Linked DNA regions of Homo sapiens: all the other regions are linked to region 6. The links are chromatin contacts, found by Hi-C or POLR2A ChIA-PET in ENCODE. All regions are on one chromosome and are shown on one strand. Each heading gives the region's core, a stretch centred on a gene start or an enhancer-like site at or near the end of the contact. The rest is flanking DNA. Distances are from core to core; before and after follow the strand shown. Region 1 holds the start of DRG2 (developmentally regulated GTP binding protein 2). Region 2 holds the start of ZNF624 (zinc finger protein 624). Region 3 holds the start of SNHG29 (small nucleolar RNA host gene 29). Region 4 holds the start of TRPV2 (transient receptor potential cation channel subfamily V member 2). Region 5 holds the start of GID4 (GID complex subunit 4 homolog). Region 6 holds the start of FLCN (folliculin). Region 7 overlaps RAI1 (retinoic acid induced 1).

What was found. A loop is a pair of places that touch in the nucleus more often than their neighbours do. ChIA-PET counts read pairs that join two places held with the same protein, here RNA polymerase II (POLR2A). Pooled maps may share reads with other maps.
Region 1: a loop to region 6 is called in a pooled map, with 9 times the contacts of the local background. The contact joins the promoter of DRG2 here to the promoter of FLCN in region 6. A Hi-C loop is called at or near these places in 7 of 50 pooled maps.
Region 2: a loop to region 6 is called in a map of OCI-LY7, with 9 times the contacts of the local background. The contact joins the promoter of ZNF624 here to the promoter of FLCN in region 6. A Hi-C loop is called at or near these places in 1 of 168 maps with a recorded cell type or tissue (OCI-LY7) and 7 of 50 pooled maps.
Region 3: a pooled map shows a loop between it and region 6 (14-fold over the local background). The contact joins the promoter of SNHG29 here to the promoter of FLCN in region 6. A Hi-C loop is called at or near these places in 2 of 37 single-sample maps with no recorded cell type and 7 of 50 pooled maps. POLR2A ChIA-PET finds 5 or more read pairs at or near these places in 3 of 52 experiments (A549, AG04450 and OCI-LY7).
Region 4: a pooled map shows a loop between it and region 6 (7-fold over the local background). The contact joins the promoter of TRPV2 here to the promoter of FLCN in region 6. A Hi-C loop is called at or near these places in 1 of 37 single-sample maps with no recorded cell type and 3 of 50 pooled maps. POLR2A ChIA-PET finds 5 or more read pairs at or near these places in 2 of 52 experiments (AG04450 and GM10248).
Region 5: a pooled map shows a loop between it and region 6 (9-fold over the local background). The contact joins the promoter of GID4 here to the promoter of FLCN in region 6. A Hi-C loop is called at or near these places in 8 of 50 pooled maps.
Region 7: a loop to region 6 is called in a pooled map, with 11 times the contacts of the local background. The contact joins the enhancer-like site here to the promoter of FLCN in region 6. A Hi-C loop is called at or near these places in 1 of 168 maps with a recorded cell type or tissue (B cell) and 7 of 50 pooled maps. POLR2A ChIA-PET finds 5 or more read pairs at or near these places in 1 of 52 experiments (activated naive CD4-positive, alpha-beta T cell).

What each region holds. Positions count from the first base shown.
Region 1 is chr17:18,086,533-18,089,232 of GRCh38, forward strand. It overlaps DRG2 (developmentally regulated GTP binding protein 2), which reads left to right and starts at 1,416. Exons shown (of 13, transcript NM_001388.5): 1 at 1,416-1,555. The coding sequence starts at 1,492. RefSeq lists enhancers at 1,074-1,233, 1,299-1,800, 1,424-1,743, 1,794-1,843, 1,801-2,300.
Region 2 is chr17:16,652,491-16,655,190 of GRCh38, forward strand. It overlaps ZNF624 (zinc finger protein 624), which reads right to left and starts at 1,360. Exons shown (of 6, transcript NM_020787.4): 1 at 1,274-1,360. It overlaps LOC124903934 (a long non-coding RNA gene), which reads left to right and starts at 1,402. Exons shown (of 4, transcript XR_007065639.1): 1 at 1,402-1,480; 2 at 1,594-2,700. RefSeq lists an enhancer at 604-1,114 and a silencer at 1,070-1,269.
Region 3 is chr17:16,437,615-16,440,314 of GRCh38, forward strand. It overlaps SNHG29 (small nucleolar RNA host gene 29), which reads left to right and starts at 1,373. Exons shown (of 4, transcript NR_045025.1): 1 at 1,373-1,446; 2 at 2,571-2,639. It overlaps SNORD49B (small nucleolar RNA, C/D box 49B), which reads left to right and starts at 1,895; the gene lies at 1,895-1,942. It overlaps SNORD49A (small nucleolar RNA, C/D box 49A), which reads left to right and starts at 2,422; the gene lies at 2,422-2,492. RefSeq lists enhancers at 1-776, 777-1,676, 792-981, 1,042-1,371, 1,677-2,578.
Region 4 is chr17:16,414,214-16,416,913 of GRCh38, forward strand. It overlaps TRPV2 (transient receptor potential cation channel subfamily V member 2), which reads left to right and starts at 1,358. Exons shown (of 15, transcript NM_016113.5): 1 at 1,358-1,620. RefSeq lists enhancers at 1,189-1,308, 2,259-2,328, 2,589-2,638 and a silencer at 2,029-2,148.
Region 5 is chr17:18,037,965-18,040,664 of GRCh38, forward strand. GID4 (GID complex subunit 4 homolog) reads left to right here and starts at 1,444. Exons shown (of 6, transcript NM_024052.5): 1 at 1,444-1,938. The coding sequence starts at 1,501. ATPAF2 (ATP synthase mitochondrial F1 complex assembly factor 2) reads right to left here and starts at 1,204. Exons shown (of 8, transcript NM_145691.4): 1 at 917-1,204. The coding sequence starts at 1,049. RefSeq lists enhancers at 863-932, 943-992, 1,133-1,242, 2,393-2,452 and silencers at 1,353-1,442, 1,453-2,042.
Region 6 is chr17:17,235,910-17,238,609 of GRCh38, forward strand. FLCN (folliculin) reads right to left here and starts at 1,259. Exons shown (of 14, transcript NM_144997.7): 1 at 1,003-1,259. RefSeq lists an enhancer at 1,476-1,585 and a silencer at 2,020-2,205.
Region 7 is chr17:17,753,887-17,756,586 of GRCh38, forward strand. The region is part of intron 2 of RAI1 (retinoic acid induced 1); the gene reads left to right. Among named protein-coding and RNA genes, the nearest start is that of RAI1-AS1, 11 kb to the right of the region's middle. Within about 2 kb of position 1,330, at least 6 of the 41 ENCODE cell types and tissues checked have a DNase peak (open chromatin) inside an H3K27ac peak, as active enhancers do.

The DNA of each region.
Region 1 (2,700 bases), core at 166-2,665, 850 kb after region 6:
TCTCCCAGACTGAGGAGGGAGGATCACCTGAGCCTGGGAGGTCGAGGCTGCAGTGAGCTGTGATCACGCCACTGCACACCAGCCTGGGTGATCAAGTGAGACCCTGTCTCAAAAAAAAAAAAAAAAAAAAAAAGGTGGTATGGGGATCCACTTTTTTTTTCTTGAGACAGGTTCTCGCTCTGTTGCCCATGCTGGAGTGCAGTGGCAGCATCTTGGGGATCCATTTTGAACCTCTTCAAGCTTGTCCCACCTGAGGTCTGCAGCCACATGTGGCCCAGGACCACTTTGAATGTGGCCAAACACAAATTCGTAAACTTTCTTAAAACATTATGAAATTTAGGCAGGGCACAGCGGCTCACGCCTGTAATCCCAGCACTTTGTGAGGCTGAGGCAGGCAGATCACTTGAGGTCAGGAGTTCGTGACCAGCCTGGCCAACATGGTGAAACCTCGTCTCTACTAAAAATACAAAAATTAGCCGAGTGTGGTGGCACGCGCCTGTAATCCCAACTACTTGGGAGGCTGAGGCAGGAGAATCACTTGAACCCAGGAGTCGGAGGTTGCGGTGAGCCAAGATCACACCACTGAACTACAGCCTGGATGACAAAGTGAGACTCCGTCTCAAAAAAACAAAACTAAAACAAAGAAAAAAAAACTGAGGTTTTTTGTTTGTTTGTTTTTTGAGATGGAGTTTCGCTCTTGTTGCCCAGGCTGGAGTGCAATGGCGCGCAATCTCCACTCACCGCAACCTCCGCCTCCCGGGTTCAAGCAATTCTCCTGCCTCAGCCTTCCCAGTAGCTGGGATTATAGGCGCGCGCCACCACGCCCGGCTAATTTTGTATTTTTAGTAGACATGGGTTTCTCCATGTTGGTCAGGCTGGTCTCGAACTCCCAACCTCAGGTGATCCGCCCGTCTCGGCCTTCCAAAGTGCTGGGATTACAGGCGTGAGCCACCGCGCCCGGCCAAAACATTGAGGGTTTTTTTGGCGATTTTTTTTTAAGCTCATCAGCTATCGTTAGTGTTGGTGTATTTTACGTGTGGCCCAAGACAATTCTTCCAATGTGGCCCAGAGAAGCCAAAAGATTGGACACCTCCATTTATAGTATAAAATGAAAGCCACTAGGCTTTCGGCTCAGCCCCTTTTCCTTACACTGCCAGTCAGCTGCGCTCAGGGACCCGCAGTTCAGAGTTCAACACGGGCAGATTCCCTCTCTTCCTTGCTTGCTCCTGCCAGCCGCAGCCGTGGGCCAGTACAGCATGGCCCGGCCCCGCCCCGGCTCTTTCCAGAGGTCCGCAGCCTGGCCGGCCCAGCGGGCGGAACCGATAGTGTCTGGCACTTGGCTCGCCCGGACTCTGAATCCTGGAGCACCAGGCGCCCACGAGAACGCTGTTCTCTTTGGCTTCCGGGCGCACGCTACTCTGTCGCCGCCGTCAGACCGGAATTGCCGGTGCCGCCGCCACCGCTGTCTGTGCGCCCACCTCTGCTGCTACCATGGGGATCTTAGAGAAGATCTCGGAGATCGAGAAGGAGATCGCTCGGACACAGAAGAACAAGGGTGAGGGCCGGCCGGGCGGGGCCTTCCTTTCTGCCTGCCTCAGTTTTCCTGTCTGTAAAATGGGGGAACAACTCCAGCAGTAATGCTGGGGCAAGATCCGAGGCCGCGGAGAAGTTGCCAGACAAGTGCCGAGGCCGCCCTGCGCGCCCAAGGCAGGGCCAGGCGGGAGCGGGTCTCACGCCCAGGTCTGACTGCAAACGTACCCCAAGAGATCTGGTCAGTCCCAGACCGTGTGCCCGAGTAGAGTAGTCCCAGCTCACAGAGCAAGCATCTGACCCAGAGAGAGGCGGAGCTGGGGTTCAAACCTCAGTCTCCTGATGGCTGGGCCTGGGGCCTGGGTCTACTCTGTTGTTTTGGGAAGTGCAAGAGGAGACCTCTCAGGAACAGCCTCACCCAGCAGCTGAGAGCCCATTGGAGCAAGGGAATCAGGACTCTGGAGTCTGGAAGGCCTGGGTTTGAGCCCCAGGTCCACCACGTACCTTCTGTAAAACATTGGAAAGTCACTTCATTTCTTGGAGTCTCAGTGTCCTCATCTGTAAATGGGGTAATACTCCCCTGCTCCATCTTAGTACACAGCTGAGTTAAATTAGATGGCCTTTACAAAGCACTGGGCACATGGTGAGCACTCAGTATTTAAAGTAAACACCCCAACATAGATAATACATAATGAAGCCTCAAATCTGGACTTTAGAATGTAAGGGCTGGAGGAGCTCACAGAAGAGAGGTGAGGAGAGAACGATGACACCAGGACAAAGTGGGACTTGAGCTGGTTGTTGGAAGGGTATCCCAGGTGGGGGCCACTGCTGAGACAAAGACATGGGAGTGAGCATGGTATGTTCATGGGACAGTGAGAACAATCTAGATCAGAAGGGGGTTATGGAAGAGTAATGGGAGATGCAATTGGCCAGGCTAGTGGCTAGCCATTCAGGCTTGTGGGAGCAGGAAGCAAGCAACACTAGATAGCTGGTCCCAGTGTCTGCCCTCCCTTGGTTCCATTTAGGTTTGAAGGCCAAGGAGTTGAGGGCCCTCTATGACTCATTCCTTCTGTAAATCTTTTTTGTTTGTTTGTTTGAGACAGTCTTGTTCTGTCACCCAGGCTAGAGTGCAGTGGTGCCATCTGGGCTCACTGCAACCTCTGCCTCCCA
Region 2 (2,700 bases), core at 110-2,609, 580 kb before region 6:
GGCAATACTTTATGTAGATTATGTAGATTATGCTCGTAACATATGTTTAACAACCAAACTACAATAAATCCCTTGTTTTATTTTATAATTAGAATAAACAATATTTAACATTTAATATATTCAGCTTGATCTCAATTGTGCAAATGTAATGCATAGAAAAAAAGACTGAGTAACCCAAAACTCTACTGAGACCTCTGAGACCTGGGGCTGTGATGTTTACCCTTCTTTCTGCTTTTCTGTACTCTCCAAGCAGACAAGAAGAAGTATCTACCTATACATAGGAGTGTGGAATAGGAATAAAATCCCAGAGTGGCTGGCCACATCCCCAGGTTCTAACCCTGCTTTGGCTACCGTAAAACTGTGACCACAGGCAAGTCACTTGAGCACAACGAATCAGCTATTAGTACATGACAGTAGCCACCTTATATGTTTCTACTGTCCCCTTTGTCATTATGCAGAAGATATCTAGGCCACTATTCCCCAGTTATAATTTCCCTATTTACAAGCTCTGTCTTTCCAACTATTGCAAACGTATCCAGAGACTTAAGGAGAAACTTTACTTGTTTTGCTTCCTTGGCCAGTGCAGTTATTTAGAAATAATGAAGGGTCCATGTTTTTGCTGAGAATCTCAGCGCCATGTACCAGTCCAGCATTTCCCAACCAATGCAATAATACCATTGTCATGTCAGGGAGTGACAAGTGATTAAAAGGTGATTACAGTATTTGAAATGTGACATTTCAGGAAAAGCTGCCTCGGTTACTGAGTAGCGCAGGTCCCCCGATGTGGAACCTAGTTCCATCCCTGCCAGTTCAGAAGCCAGAGCGGATATGCTCCTGCCAACCTCGCCTTCTTTCCCTAACTGCTCTCCTCTACCCACTTCGGGTATGCCCTCCTCAGGGCCTGCAAGGCGCGGGGCTGGGAAGACCGGGAAAGTCGGGTCAGGGGCCCGCCCGCCCTACTCGACTCCCTGCGCCCTGCGCCCGGCTCTTTTTAACCCCAGCGCCGCCAGGCCCGCAGGGAGGGGGTTCCCGGGTTTGGACCCGGACTAGGAGGCCGCATAGGGCACGCGGCCCTACCTGTGAGGGAGGCCAGCTGGAGACTGAACCCACACTCGGGAAGGAGGCCCAGCCCCAATCGCCTCTCAGGAGTGGGCGGGTCCGCTCAGGGACAGGGGCTCTAGAGGGAACGGCCACGCCCCGGACGCCGCCGGGAGCCAAGCGCCAAGGGAGGGGCGGCGGGCAACCGAGGCCAGGCGCCCGGGACAACGAGTACCTGGCGGCCGAACTGAGGACAACTGAGGGAACTCGCAGAGCAGGGCGGGAACGCTTCCAGCAATGGCGGCGGCTCGGCGGTGCCGGCCTCCAGGCAGGGCATTGCGCCTGCGCAGCCGGAGCGTCGGAACTACAGTGCCCAGAATCCTCAGCGCCTGAGCCCCCCGCCCCTTTTGTCTGCGTTAGTGAAGGAATTGGCTCTTCGAGGGTGAGAAAAAATTCCAATTGGATACACTTCTGTTGAGAAGCCTTGACTATGTGTCAAAAGCAATAGCACTAGAGATACAAATAATGACACAACCCTTGTCTTGGAACATTTAGGTGCGACTAAAGAAAGCCGTCGAGAGAACAGATAGATGTGATCCAGACAAATATGTGAACAAGTGCTTGGAAACACATATTTCTGAACAATTCCCTTTATGACAATTCCCTCAGAGTTGGAAGAGACAACAATTGATGACTATAATGCCAATTAAGTAGAATGGATATGAATGTCTGAAAATAAGCTGGAAATTTTAAGGCCAAAATTCTTCGAAATACAAAGAAAAAACCTTTCTGAAGACAAATAGCTGTAGAAGTTCTCCTCAATGCATACAAATGATAATTCTTAAAACACAATGACTGAAAGTATTTATTTGCAACAAATTTATTTGACCACTTATTCAAGGGCTGCTCGTCCAAGAGCTATATTAAGGTCTATTTACTTTATCCCTACCAAAGGCGGTATTTTTTGAGGATAGAAACTACATCTCATGGAGTTTATCACTCAGAGTGCCTACTTAGGAGACTGCTTGCATACTGAATGAAACGAAGGAAGAATGAATGAATAATTTGGGACCCCACCTCCCAACACACTTCCACATATCGAAATGCACACGGAATGAGGTACATCTTCTAAGGAGAGTGGCATTGAAGAGTAATCAAAACAACAGGATATTCACAGGAGGACTGGAATAAAACGAAATTTCCAGTGAAAAAGATTACTCAAAATATTTATTCAATACACTCTGAAATTAGAAACTAAGCAAATGTCTTTTGGAGATCCCAGTTCCCTCACATTCCCCACAGATGAAGATGAGCCAAACAGAAGTCCAAAACTTAAACATTACAAAACAAATAATAAAATAAGACACTGTGACTGAAAATCAGCACAAACAATAAACGGCAGAAATATATCCCCCAAAACTTCAGAGGCAGAGCTCATTTGATTAAAAATTTAAAATTATTACATTTAAAATGTTTAAGGACATGATAGATGGAATTAAAAACATTATCAACAAACAACAGAATGTAAAATAAGCCACCAGGAAAGTTTAGAGAAACATACACATTTCGTTAAACTATTAAAAAAAAATGTTTAACACAATATTTAGGGTAGATTATTACTTCTACAGGGATAAAGTCCAGGAAAGACAGACACACAGGTGA
Region 3 (2,700 bases), core at 123-2,622, 800 kb before region 6:
AAATTCATGCAGGCCGAGAGACCTCGTGCTTGATCCCTTGACCTGGCTCTTGCTGGAAGCCCCCCTCCTCCATTAAAACCCTACACTTGGGGGTGGGGGGAGGGATAGCATTAGGAGATATACCTAATGTAAATGATGAGTTAATGGGTGCAGCATACCAACATGGCACATGTATACATATGTAACAAACCTGCACGTTGTGCACATGTACCCTAGAACTTAAAGTATAATAATAAAATAAAACCCTACACTTGCCGGGCGCCTGTAATCCCAGCACTCTGGGAGGCCCAGGCGGGCGGATCACCTGAGTTCAGGAGTTCGAAACCAGCCTGACCAACATGGAGAAACCCCGTCTCTACTAAAAATACAAAATTAGCCGGGCGTGGTGGCGCATGCCTGTAATCCCAGCTACTCGGGAGGCTGAGGCAGAAGAATCGCTTGAACCCGGGAGGCAGAGGTTGCGGTGAGCGGAGATCGCGCCATTGCAGTCCAGCCTGGGCAACAGGAGCGAAATTCCGTCTCAAAAAAACACAAAAACGAGCAACAACAACAACAACAACAAAAACCCTACACTTATTTCTGAGGCCAGCTCAAAAGGTCTTATGATTGTCTTCCCAGTTTTTTGCAGTCAAAATGAATTTCTTTCCCTTGGTATAACGTGTGTGTGCAAAACGTGGTTGCATGGATTCTTTTTCAAGGAGAGAGCTGAGCATGTTCATAGGCTGAAAGGAAAGCCACAGTAGAGAGAGTTTTCCATGGAAGGTGAGGCAGGGGCATAGGTGGAGGAGGCCCCAAGGAATGAGGAGAGGAAAGGAGGTGGGCAGAGCTTTACCCCAGAGGCGAGCAGAGGATGGACGTGGATCTAGATAAGACGTCAGCTCGTTCCCTAAAGGTCGTGCTAAAGGAGTAATGAGGGTGACCAGTGCGCAGGGGTTTGAGAAGCCCCGTGGATGTGGTGAAATAGCTGTGGGGAGAGTATTTGGCAACGCTCAATAGATTCAGGAGGAGCTACTAGGATGAATGGCTGCCTTGTGCCACAGCTCTACAGGCTTTCACGTGTGTCATCTCACGTGATCTTCTGGGGCGCTGGTGTCTCCGTTTACTAGAGGACCAATCGGAAGCTTAAAGAGAATGAGTAATTGGCCCAAGACCACCCAGCTAAGGAGTGGCGGAGGTGGGGCCCAAACGCGCGATCCAGCCCTCGCGCAGGCGCCCTGGAACTCCCCGCGCGTGTTGTGACCCAGAATTCCCGGGGCTGTGGAAGAGACCATAGACTCAACAGGAGGGGGAGTCCTGGGTAGCGCGCCGGTCTAAATCGTTACTTGGCGGAAAGTTCCCATGAGTCTTTGCCAGCGTCCCCCTCCTTTTGTGAGGATTGGGATATTCCGACTCCTTAAGGGCCTGGCGCACATAAGGTGTGACCTTTTCATTCCCGTTGTTATGGAGGTAGGCTCTCTAGGAATCTGGGAGTAGTAGCTGGGGGGCAAGAGCAAATAAAGAGCTCGAGCTTCTGTGGTCTCTGGGGAGATGTTCCCGGGAAGCCTGTCTAGAGGGCGGAGGGCAGCTGTTGAGATGGCGTGGCTCCCCGGCTCCTGCGCCCGCGTGGCTTTCGCGGCGGGCGCTGCGGCCCGGTATTGGACAGCCTGGCAGGGCAGCGCGGGGCCGAATCCGGCTGCCGTGGCTGAGGCTCATGGATCACTCTTTTGTGGTAGGGCCACATCTGCCAGAGCCTGGAGTCTGCGAAGGCCGGGACCCGGTTCCCCGGCCCACAGTGGGGGTGTGCAAACCCGAGAGAACTGGGTAAGTTGGGGTCGGCTTGCAGTTTGGGGTACCCCGAGGGCGGTGTACGTCGGTAAGATTGTAACAGTATTACTGGAAGACTTATTCGACTGTCCTGATGATACTTGTAATAGGAAGTGCCGTCAGAAGCGATAACTGACGACGTCTAATGTCTATCTGACCGCAGTCGCTGAAACCTCTACAACTTAGTTGACCGTAACTGCCAGAGCCCTGCCCTGAATTCCTGTCCTTACTCCCTCTTTAAGATTGCGTACCCACTGCAGAGTGCTGAAGACGGGGTAGCCACGAGGTGAGAGGCTCTCTGGTGTAGGGTTTAACATGGAACGTAGTTTTGTCACTTGAATGCACGGAAATTGGCGTTTTGACAGTTTTCTACGTTTAGGTGTTTTATACACTTTAGGGTAACGTTATCATGTCATTGCATAGGGTGGAACTTAAATAGAAACTGGAGATGGCTGCTTCAGCCACAGTCCTAACCTAGAACTGCATTTAAAGCAAACTGATAATGCAGAAACAAACTCCTTCGTTAAGAAATGTCTCCAGTAGCAGGGTTAGCTTAAGTTTCAGGTAGGGTCTAGATCTGCGGTTGGAACAGTACTGGAGGGTTGTGAGGTGCTTGACTGCTCTGATGAAATCACTAATAGGAAGTGCCGTCAGAAGCGATAACTGACGAAGACTACTCCTGTCTGATTGCAGTCAAGTCTTCACCACTTGCTGGTTCCCAGGAGTAAACTTGTTTGAACGGTGACCTAATTGCTATATTCACCTAGGTTGCAAATTCGTGAAGAATCAGCATCATGTTTGGCAGCTGAGTATTGGAGCCAGGAGCCTGCCATGAGGTAAGCCTTGCTCTATGGGGAGGCTAGTGGCTGACCACGCCTAGCTGTCAGGTCGAATATT
Region 4 (2,700 bases), core at 108-2,607, 820 kb before region 6:
GAACTCCTGACCTCAGGTGATCCACCCACCTCAGCTTCCCAAAGTGCTGGGATTACAAGCGTGAGGCCTATTATAATTGATTTAAATCTAAACAGTCATTGTGGCTAGTGACTATCTTATTGGATGGCGCAGGCCTAGAGTGTAATGTGCATGACAGGGTTGCCATGAGTGACGGATAGCGATGGAGAAGGGCATCTGGACTTTGAGGGCTCATGGTATGGAGTTTGCATTTTATTCCAAGCACCATGGGTGAGGTTTTGTGATTAAGTCAAGGCGTTAGGTGACCTGGTTTTCTTTTTTTTTCTTTTTTGACACAGAGTCTCGCTCTGTTGTCCAGGCTGGTGTGCAGTGGCACAATCTCAGCTCACTGCAACTTCCGCCTCCCAGGTTCAAGCGATTCTCCTGCGTCAGCCTCCCAAGTAGCTGAGATTACAGGTGCCCACCACCATATCCAGCTAATATTTGTATTTTTAGTAGAGATGGGGTTTTGCCATGTTAGCCAGGCTGGTCTTGAACTCCTGACCTCAAGTGATCCATGCACCTCGGCCTCCCAAAGTGCTGGGATTACAGGTGTGAGCCACTGCGCCCGGCCCTGGTTCCCATTTTTAAAAGGTCACTTCAGTTGCTATAAGGAGAAATGGATTATGAGTGTGGGGCAAGAATGAAGCAGGGAGACCAGTTTGGAGGTGGCTGCAGTTGCCCAGGGGAGCAGTGATAGTGGCTTGGACCACTCAGAAAGACAAATTTTGGAGGAAGAGCTGATGCCAGGTTTTGGGAGTGAGGGAGAGAGATTCCTAGGGCTACTTCGGTGGTGGTTGGGTCCCCAAGCTCCAAGACTGAGTCCAGACCAGGGCCCCGTTGGTGGTGAGGTCTGATTTTAGCAGTGCGTGCCCACCTCCTTGTCTCCACCTGCTGGCTGGTGCTTGGAGCACCTTTAGGGGAACTTTAGCCATCAGAGTCCTGGGGTCAGGAGGCTGGGAGAAGGTCCTGGGAGGTGGGAAAGTCCCCCAACTGCTGGGTGGATGGGTGGGTGGGACTGTGTTCCCAGGGGCATCTGCTGGGCTGAGCCTCTCCCTGGGGGCTGTCCACATCAGCTTTCTCCCCTGCCATGGGTCAACTCAGGCCCATTTATGGGCCACACGGCTGCTTGGAAGGCATGTGGTGGAGAAGGGGAGGAGATAGCTGTCAGTGGACTTGGGGAAGAATCCCCCATCCATGGCAGCTTCCATGGGTGGCAAGTCCCCAGCATCCAAGGGCTGCCTCTGAGTGTCACCCACCCCCACCTGAGACCTTAGTGGCTAGAAGGGGGAGGGGTGGGGGTGGAGCCTGATTCGCAGCAGGGTGTGTCCAGATGGTCAGTCTCTGGTGGCTAGCCTGTCCTGACAGGGGAGAGTTAAGCTCCCGTTCTCCACCGTGCCGGCTGGCCAGGTGGGCTGAGGGTGACCGAGAGACCAGAACCTGCTTGCTGGAGCTTAGTGCTCAGAGCTGGGGAGGGAGGTTCCGCCGCTCCTCTGCTGTCAGCGCCGGCAGCCCCTCCCGGCTTCACTTCCTCCCGCAGCCCCTGCTACTGAGAAGCTCCGGGATCCCAGCAGCCGCCACGCCCTGGCCTCAGCCTGCGGGGTAAGTCGGTGGGCAATGCTGGGGACGTTGGAGGGGGCCGGGTCTCCAAGCCTGACAGTGAATGATGGGGTGGGGAAGGCCTAGTGGGCTCCTGGCTTCTACAGCCTGGAGCCAGGGTCTGTGTGGGGCTCCAGCACCCTCTCCCTGGACCTCCACACCCCTTCCTCTGCTGCCAGGGTGGGTGAGGGTCCCAGGAGGTGGGGTGGGGGCTGGACAGACAACTGTTGCTGCTGGGGCTTGGGAGTCTAGGGCTGGAGGAATGGGCCAGGGTTTGGTTGGGGACACAGATGGGCTAAACGGTATGAAACGGAAAGAGCACCCTTCTGCCCCAGTGTGTGTAGAAAGGGTGGTGGGTCACATCTGCAAACTGAGGCAGCCAGGCAGCTCCCCACCTCCCATGTTTCCATGGGAAAATACCCCACCCGGGTCCCCAGGGCCTGGTCCCAGCCTACCCTCTCCACTTCCCTCTGCTGGTGCCGCTCCTCTCTGCTCTCTGCCCCCTGCCCCCTGCCCCCTTCTCCACCCTTCTGTCTCCTTACCACTCTTTGACTCCTTCTTCTTTCTGATCCTGCTCACTGGGCCCATGAGGGTTCCCCAACCCTGACCGAGGCCCCACCCTTGCCAAGTGATGGAGGCTGTGGTTTCAGTTTTCCTGTGAGGGTGAGATTGTGCTGTTTGCTGAGCTTCCTAGGCCAGCCTAGGGCCTGAGGCAGCGTGGTGGAGAGAGCCTGGGCCACAGGCTAGGGGCCTCCCTCCCTTCGTGAAGCCCCCAGAGGCCCTGAGGCACACAAAGGTAGTATTCGATGCCTTCAGAGCTGAATCAGACTGAAAATATAGACAGACCCTGAAAGGCTTTGAAAACGGAAGAGGAACGTCATGGTAGACGCATGGTGTCAGATCCGGCTCTGCCAACAACTGGCGACCTTGGGAAAGCCACTCCCCCTTTCTAAGCCTTAGTAGTCTTGGCAGCAAAATGAAGGGTTTGATAGTCTAGTGGTTTTCCCAGTTATTTCTTCTTAGAGCTCCCCTTCTTTGGCGAGGGGTTGAGTGACTGGCCCCATCCCAGTCATCGCACTTTTA
Region 5 (2,700 bases), core at 194-2,693, 800 kb after region 6:
CAAGATGGGAGTAAGCGATTCTCTGTGTTCTCACAGTTTCTTTGTATGTCCCTTATCAGGATATTATAAACCACAATTTAATCAGAATATTATAACCTTTTGCAATGAACAGTGAACATCATTCAGGTGGGCCTTTTTCTTCTTTAATTGAGCTTCTCTACCAATACATACAGGTGGGTCTTAAAGACAACCGTGCCTCCTGCCTCCAGCACAATAAAACTAATTGAATGGTGGGAGGGTGTTACTGCTCTTCATTCACTGAAATGAGTCATTCTCACTCTTACCCTGACACCACTCACCATCAGCAATGAAAGAGCCACTACTTCTAAGCTTCATCAGAGTTGGAGGTGGAGGTGACTCCACAGTCAGAGGTGGAGGTGTCAATTTCTATTTAGGAGAGAAGGCTGCAGATGGCAGAGGTTGTGGTAGGAGGGAAAGTCAGGAAACCTGCAGCAGAAGTGCCCGGGATGGAGGAATGAAGGCCCAGGTTCTAGGTCCCTTCTGGGCAGGTCTTGTGTTGGGCAGTGGAGACACGGAAAACAGTCAGACAGACACCACAAACCTCTGAGAGAGTCTGCCTGTAACCCAGACGAAGTCCTGATTCAGAGCCCAAACTTCCCCTTTTGAAAACAAAGATGACACCTGCTTTCCTTATTAAAGGGAGGGCAGCCATAAGCTTTGAGAAAACCTGCACAGGCCAAATATCAATTACTGTATCGTGCGTGACTCGCTGTTCCCTCTCGGGTCGTCTGCCCTTGTCTGGGCTTCACTTTCTCATCTGTAAAAAGACCTGACTGGCCTGCATAACCTCATGAGCCTGAACCCTGCCTCAGTTACTTCGCTTTGCACAGCCGAAGCCCGAAGCCCACCTTACCCCAGCTCGGCCCCAACCCAAAAGAACATGTCATGGTCTTACCTGTCGGCGGGGCGTAAGCCCGGGCTGGAGACGGGATGGTTGGCCCCGGACTCATAGAAGCGCTGGGGCCACCCGCCGGCCGATTCAGGAGACGGCGTCCCCCGTCCCGCAGCCGGAGGCAGCTCCTCCACATCGCGCCCGAGGGTCTGGGAAGATGCGAGACGCGAAACCTGGAGCAGGAAACACAGAGCGATGGGATCCCCAAAGCCGCACGGTCGGGCTGTACGGAAACCTCTCAACGCCTCCTCAGAGCCCTCAACCTCCCTTGGACGCCGCCATCTTCCGCATGACACCTACGGCGCGCCGTCGCCGCCGCGCGCCTCCTGCGCACACCCCCAGTCAATCAGCATCACAAACGCACCTCGCCCCGCCCCCTCCACGCCGCGCCTCGGCGAGGAGACTACAAGTCCCAGCGGGCCGCTCGCGCACCGCGCCACGTGTTTTCTCCTCCCGCCAATGGGCGGAAGCGCCGCCTGAGCCTGCTCCCGCCCCCCAGGCTCGCCTGAGCCAATCGGAAGGGGCGGGGTGTGTGTGTGTCTGTGTGTGTTTGTGTGTTGTGTGTCTGTGAGTGTCTGTGTGTGTGTATGTGTGCGCGAGGGCAAGTCGGGAGGGGGACCCAGCTCAGGACTGGGAGGCCCTGCTCGCAGGTCCCTGGGTCCCGGTGGCGGCCGGAGCGCTTGCTCCGCAGGCAGCGGGCGGGTGGTCGCCCCTCCCGCCCCCACCCCGCGCGTGCGCGCCCCGGCCTCTCCCTCCCCGCCACCCTCCTCGGCTCCCGCGCGGCGGCGGCGGTTCCTCTCCCACTCCCCCCAGCCCTGGCTCCGGGGGACCCCGCGATGCCGGTCCGCACCGAGTGTCCCCCGCCGGCCGGTGCCTCCGCTGCCTCCGCGGCCTCACTCATCCCGCCGCCGCCCATCAACACCCAGCAGCCCGGCGTGGCCACCAGCCTGCTCTACAGCGGCTCCAAGTTCCGCGGCCACCAGAAGAGCAAGGGGAACTCGTACGACGTAGAGGTGGTGCTGCAGGTGAGCGCCGGGCCGGGCCGGGGCCCGAGGGCCTCCTCGCGGCGCTCACGGGCCGTGCCCGCTTCGGCTCCTCGACCCCGCAGCCGCGGAACAGGCCCTCGCCGCCGGGGCCTCCTGCACCCGGCGCTTCCCACCCGGGACCTTCCCAGCCTGTGTCTCACACTCTCCGAGCCCCAGCCCTGACCTGCCCCTTCGGACCCAGAGCCCGTCGTGACCGGCTCCTGGCGGACCCCGAACACTCCCAGACTTGAAGCCCGTGACCGGCCCGTCTGGGATCCGGAAGCCCCTCATGACTCGGAGAAGGCCTGGGTCCTTCCTCCCCATGACCTGTCGTCCCTAGATCAGGGACTGCCACCAGCCCTTTTCAGACCCTGAAGAACTCTCCATTGGTTTCACCAGACTTGGGACCCTCCCCATGTCTGGGCCCACGTCAGATTCTCTCAGACCTGAGACATGTCCTCCTGCCCCTTCCTCAGTTCCAGGAATCCGCAGACCTTGGGGTCTTCCTCCTCCTGAGATCTCCTTAGGAGGGCTTCATCAGACCCCCAGACGGGGGAGCACCTAACCCGCAACTGATTGGTCAGGCCCTGGCCTCACCTCAAGACCAGGCACTCACTCCCTGAGTGCTGCTCACAGTCTGTTGGGATGTTGCCTCCTGGGTCCCCTGTTCCACTCACTGCTTCTGTCTCTTCATGGTCCAGGCACCCAGCTCCTTCCAGCTTCTCCACCCCCAGGCCTCCTGCCCCTGCTCTGGGACCATTT
Region 6 (2,700 bases), core at 9-2,508:
TGATGTGGTAGAGTGTCTGTTCATGTCCCCCTCCCACAATGGCTGAGTCCCAGACCTGGACAGTGACCTCACCACCACCCGTGGTGCGCCCTGGCCCTATTTCAACCCTACTTCCTATGGTGTTCTCATAGCACCGTGGAGAATTAAAGAGGCCACTAAGTAAGGGCACTCTAAATAAACAAAGCACTATAACGGATCTTAACCAGCAGTGGACACACAGCTTCTATAACTAGTCTCCCACTGGGGAGCCTCATTAAGTTAGCAGCTGGGATCCCAACAAGCCCAGGGTGAAAAGTTCTGCAGGGGATGACTGCCAGTTCAGATCCACTCTCACTGTGGCTCTATTTCCACCGTTTCCCTGGATTTCCATTCACAGAGCTCCCTGACATAGGACACTAGAAGGGCAAACGCAGTGTCACCTGCCACTATTACTCAATTACTTGATGACCACGGTGATAATCTGGCACTAAACTGGCTGTGGCCAAAGGCTAGAGAGCCAGAACCTACTTCCAGCAAGCTCCTCCTTGCCCTGTGTCCCCACTTGAAGAGACTGCTAGTGACCACACCTTGGACTTCAATCCACAAGCCAATCCATTCTTTCCAGGAGACAAGGACGCGACTGACAGTACTCTCAACTGGAGAGAAGCGCGGTCTTCCACCCTCCCTGGAGGACACGGTGCTACCCTATTAGCGCATCAGAGGACCCTCCTGAACGCCAAACTGGGAGAAGAGGATGACACACACCCTCTCCTCCAAACAGAGCGAAGACAAAACCTGGGAGAAGGGAAGGCAAACAGTCCCGTTTCATGGCAACATCAAATGAGATCACAGTCCTCATCCCCATAGACTTGGTTAATGGGCGTGCCCCCAACCTATCTTCAAATCTCAGGGTCTCGGCGACGCCCTGGACTCTGGCCCTAAACCCTCCCCCATTACTCGTCCACCTGGGACCAACGAAAACTCGGACATGCCCCTCCGCCAACCCCTCAGACCCCCGCCTACCTGCTCCCCAAATCGAGGCCCGCGGGACACCTGGACTCGGCAGCCGGGGTCCCGCTCTGGGTCCCAGCCCCGCCCCTGACTGCGCTGGGTAGGTGGTCGCTGCGGGACCCGGACCGGCGGAATCACACCCAGAGCCCCCAAGCCCACGGCAGGGATGTCACCCGGGGTGGCGAGGCTCTCAAGCCCGGGTTCAGGCTCTCAGGGGAGCTGGCAGAACCAGGAGCGACCACACTCACTCGCGGTCCCGCAGCCCCGCCGACACCCAGGCGCGTGACTCCCTGAGCCGTACCACCACCCAACACTGCGGTGGGGGTGCGGGAGCCGTCCGAGCGCGTCCTGCACCGCGAGGAGAGCCGGGCCTCCCTAGCTCTCGCAAGCCCAGGAACACAGTCCGAGTCCTACAACTCCGAGGTCTGACTGGGAAGCAGGGGCCGCTGCCCGACAATTACCCTTTTCCACCGCCCCTATTCCGGTGCCCCCCTCTGGGAAGTTCCGAATGGTTCAGACCGCACCAGCTGGGGATGCTGGGGGAAACCATTTCATTAAGCGCGGGAGTATGCTGAAACTTAAAAATCATTTTAAAAAGAGATTTGAGGGTAAATATAGCCAACCTAAGGCTTCCTGTCCACATAAAAGAGAAAAATAAAGAAAAAACGTTATAAGAGGTTGGCAGGCTTTTTTTTTTTGCTTCACCAATGGTTTTTATTAAATTGCTGATGGAACCCGTCCTCTCCCTACATTGAGAGTATGGAAGGTGCGGGAGACGGCCGTCACGTGACGCGGAGAAGGCGCGGCGCCCGTGGGAGGTTGGTTGCAGAACTCGGAACCGCTGTGCGCGCGCATGTGTGGGATTCGGTCTTCCTCCCTCAGTGGGTCTTTTTTAAAAATGTGAAAATCAGTTTTTGAATAATATTCTTTTTTTGAGACAGAGTTTCGCTTTCGCTCTTGTTGCCCAGGCTGGAGTCCAGTGGCGCGACCTCGCCTTACTGCAACCTCCGCTTCCCGGGTTCAAGCGATTCTCCTGCCTCAGCCTCCCGAGTAGCTGGGGACTACAGGCGTCCGCCACCACGCCTGGCTAATTTTTTGTATTTTTGCAGAGACGGGTTTTCACCCTTTTGGCCAGGCTGGTCTTGAACTCCTAACCTCAGGTGATCCACCAGCCTCGGCCTCCCAAAGTGCTGGGATTACAGGCGTGAGCCACCGCGCCCGGCCTGAATAATATTTTTTAAAACTAGAGCGCCCATTACTAAATTTAGCTACTTAGAAGTTAATTGTAAAGCCATTAGTTTGTGATGTAGTGTGGGTCCTTCCAGTGAAGACCGGAGAGAGATGGGAATCAGAGCCTGACCCGCCTGTGCGCGCTGCCCCCTGAGGTGTGGCTGCCCCCTGAGGTGTGGCCGCCCCGGAGCCTTCCGCCGCGGCCGAGGCTATGGTTGCCGCAGAGTCTCCAGAATGTGCTCACCAGGAATAGAATAGAAAAGTGGGTGGTTGTGTTTTTGAAATCAGAAGTCACTTATTTTTTTCTCTTTAAATTTCCATGTTCTGGTCGGGCGCGGTGGCTCACGCCTATAATATCCCAACACTTTGGGAGGCCGAGGTGGGCGGATTACGAGGTAAAGAGATGGAGACCATCCTGGCCAACAGGTGAAACCCCCTCTCTACTAAGAATACAAAAAAAATTAGCTGGGCGTGGTGGCA
Region 7 (2,700 bases), core at 80-2,579, 520 kb after region 6:
TTGGAAAAAAGTTCTAGACCCTCTTCAGAAAAATGTGCTTGTCCACACACACTTCAACTTTGCATTGGATCTCAAGGTCTCATACCTGGGCTGGGTGGTCTGTAAAGCAGGGGAGACCTATTTGGGGAAAGGCCTCCATGCTGACACTCACCTGAACCTAGGGCCAAAGTGTATGGTTGTACAAGTTGTACATTGTACAAGGATCCCTGGAAGAAATCGAGCCACTGGCCAGCTGTGCAGCCTGGCACCTGGGGTGTCTTCCTGTTTTGTACAAAGGCATTTTATGCCATTCGCCTAACCCAATCTTTTTTTTTTTTTTTTTTTTTTTTTTTTTTGAGACAGAGTTTCGCTCTTGCTGCCCAGGCTAGAGTGCAATGGCGCGATCTCGGCTCACCGCAACCTCCGCCTCCTGGGTTCAAGCAGTTCTCCTGCCTCAGCCCCCCGGGTTCAAGCAACTCTCCTGCCTCAGCCTCCCGAGTAGCTGGGATTACAGGCATGCGCCACCACACCTGGCTAATTTTGTATTTTTAGTAGAGACGGGGTTTCTCCATGTTGGTCAGGCTGGTCTCTATCTCCCGACTTCGGGTGATCCGCCTGCCTCGGCCTCCCAAAGTGCTGGGATTATAGGCATGAGCCACTGCGCCCAGCCTCCCTAACCTGATCTTTAATTCCCCTCCTGCCTCCCATGACAACTCAAGTTAGTGGCACTAGTAAAGTTACAGAAATTATGTGCCTTAGCCATGGGAAACCGGCCCTCTGTAAACTGTTATTAAAGCCATAACAAATAATATCCGACAGCCTGTACCTACTAGTGTTCAGTTCCTGGTACTCCAGAGCCCTAAGCGTTTTTGGGCAGTGGTTGGGGGGCTGCCACCAGGCCTCAACTTGGGTTAGGAAGATAGGGCAAGGGTGCAAGGCCCGTCTCTGCACAGAGGGTGGGAGAGAGGAGTAACTACATAGTAGGTGCTTGGTAAGCACTTTCCCAGTCTACATTCATTGGGTCCATTTTATAGATCAGGAAAACTGAGGCTCTGAGAGGGCTGGTAATTTGGATTAGAGAAGGCCCACCTGTCTGGAGCGGCTTTATGAACACAGGCTTTGGAGTGCGACAGCGGGGAGGTCAGGAGAGGAGAGGAAATAGCCATAGCTGTACCCCCACAACATTCACACCATGCCTCCCCCTGAAGGCTTTGCCTGACGTTTGGACTGTTTAGAGGGCTCCTCTGAGCTCCCACAGCCTGAGCCTTCCTGTCACGGTGCTGCCACCCTGGTTTAGCAGGCCTGTTTACACACTGTCACCCCAAGAGCCTGGCAGCACCCCAGTGCTGGACTGTGAGCCCTCCACACAGGGCCCAGCGCATGGTGTGTAATACAGCTCTATGGAATGCTGAGTGGCTGATTAAGTGGGCTCTAGCTTCTGGCAGCTTTGCTCCCTGGGTGGATGGGGCGGGAGTGATGCAGAAAGGAGAGGTGTAGGCCTAGAGTTAGGAGGGCAGGGAGAGCACTGGGCACTGGAACCACTTGGCAGGGTGAGTTGGCATTCCCTGTTTGCCACGACCTTGGGGTCACCCTCACCAACTTGCCCCAGCTGGGCCTGACTGAAGGGCAGGGGGCCTGGACATTGGAGCCCAGGGAGGGCAGAGGGTGGTAGACTCAGGAGAGAGCTCTTTGTTTGGGGGCATTTCTCCAGCAGAGACCCTTAGTCCCTCCAAGGAGCATGTCCTCCTCCATCAGTCAGTGTCCTAGCCAGCAGGGGTGCGTCCCCCCAGATCCTTCCCTGCTTATCCTATCCTGGGCCCAGCCATGCTTTCTCCCATGGGGTCATGTCATCCTGACCCTCAGATTTGGCTGGGTCGCCCCAGGGCTCTCTGACAAAGCCCAGCTCCTCCCCTGGCACCCAGCATCCCTCAGACCCGGCCTACACCCTGTCAAGCCCGCCTTCTCTTCACCCCAAGGCCTGCCGTGCCTCACAGCTTGGGCAGGGCTGTACCCTCTGCACACATCACCCTTCCCTATCCCCAACCCTCTCCCTTTAGTGATAAATCCAGCTGGCCGCTCTTTGCAGCTCACCAGGGACCAGTGTCCCCAGTGCGGCCCTCGGTGCACCCAGTCCTTACGTGAGCCCTAGCCACCATGGAAAGCCAGGAGGGCCTGGCCAGCCTCCATGTGGGGTCTGGTTGGTTATTGCAGGGCCTGTTGGGACTGCCTGTGTCCCTGTTCCCCTGGGACAGGAGTTCTGGAGCCTGCGAAACTTAAGCATCCATCATGGGACCTGGCACGGGGGTGCCTGGCCACAGCAGGAGTGAATGAATTTTTTTTTTTTTTTTGGAGACAGAGTTTTGCTCTTGTTGCCCAGGCTGGAGTGCAATGGTGTGATCTCGGCTCACCGCAACCTCTGCCTCCCAGGTTCAAGTGATTCTCCTGCCTCAGCCTCCCAGGTTGCTGGGATTACAGGTGCCTGCCACCATGCCTGGCTAATTTTGTATTTTTATTAGAGACAGGGTTTCTCCATGTTGGTCAGGCTGGTCTGGACCTCCTGACCTCAGGTGATCCACCTGCCTCTGCCTCCCAAAGTGCTGGGATTACAGGTGTGAGCACTGCACCTGGCATGAATGAATTTTTTTATTTTTGGAAACTCCTTTGAAATAGTGTGTTTGCTTTCCACTGTCTTGTTCTTCACCTTTACCTCCCTTACGTATA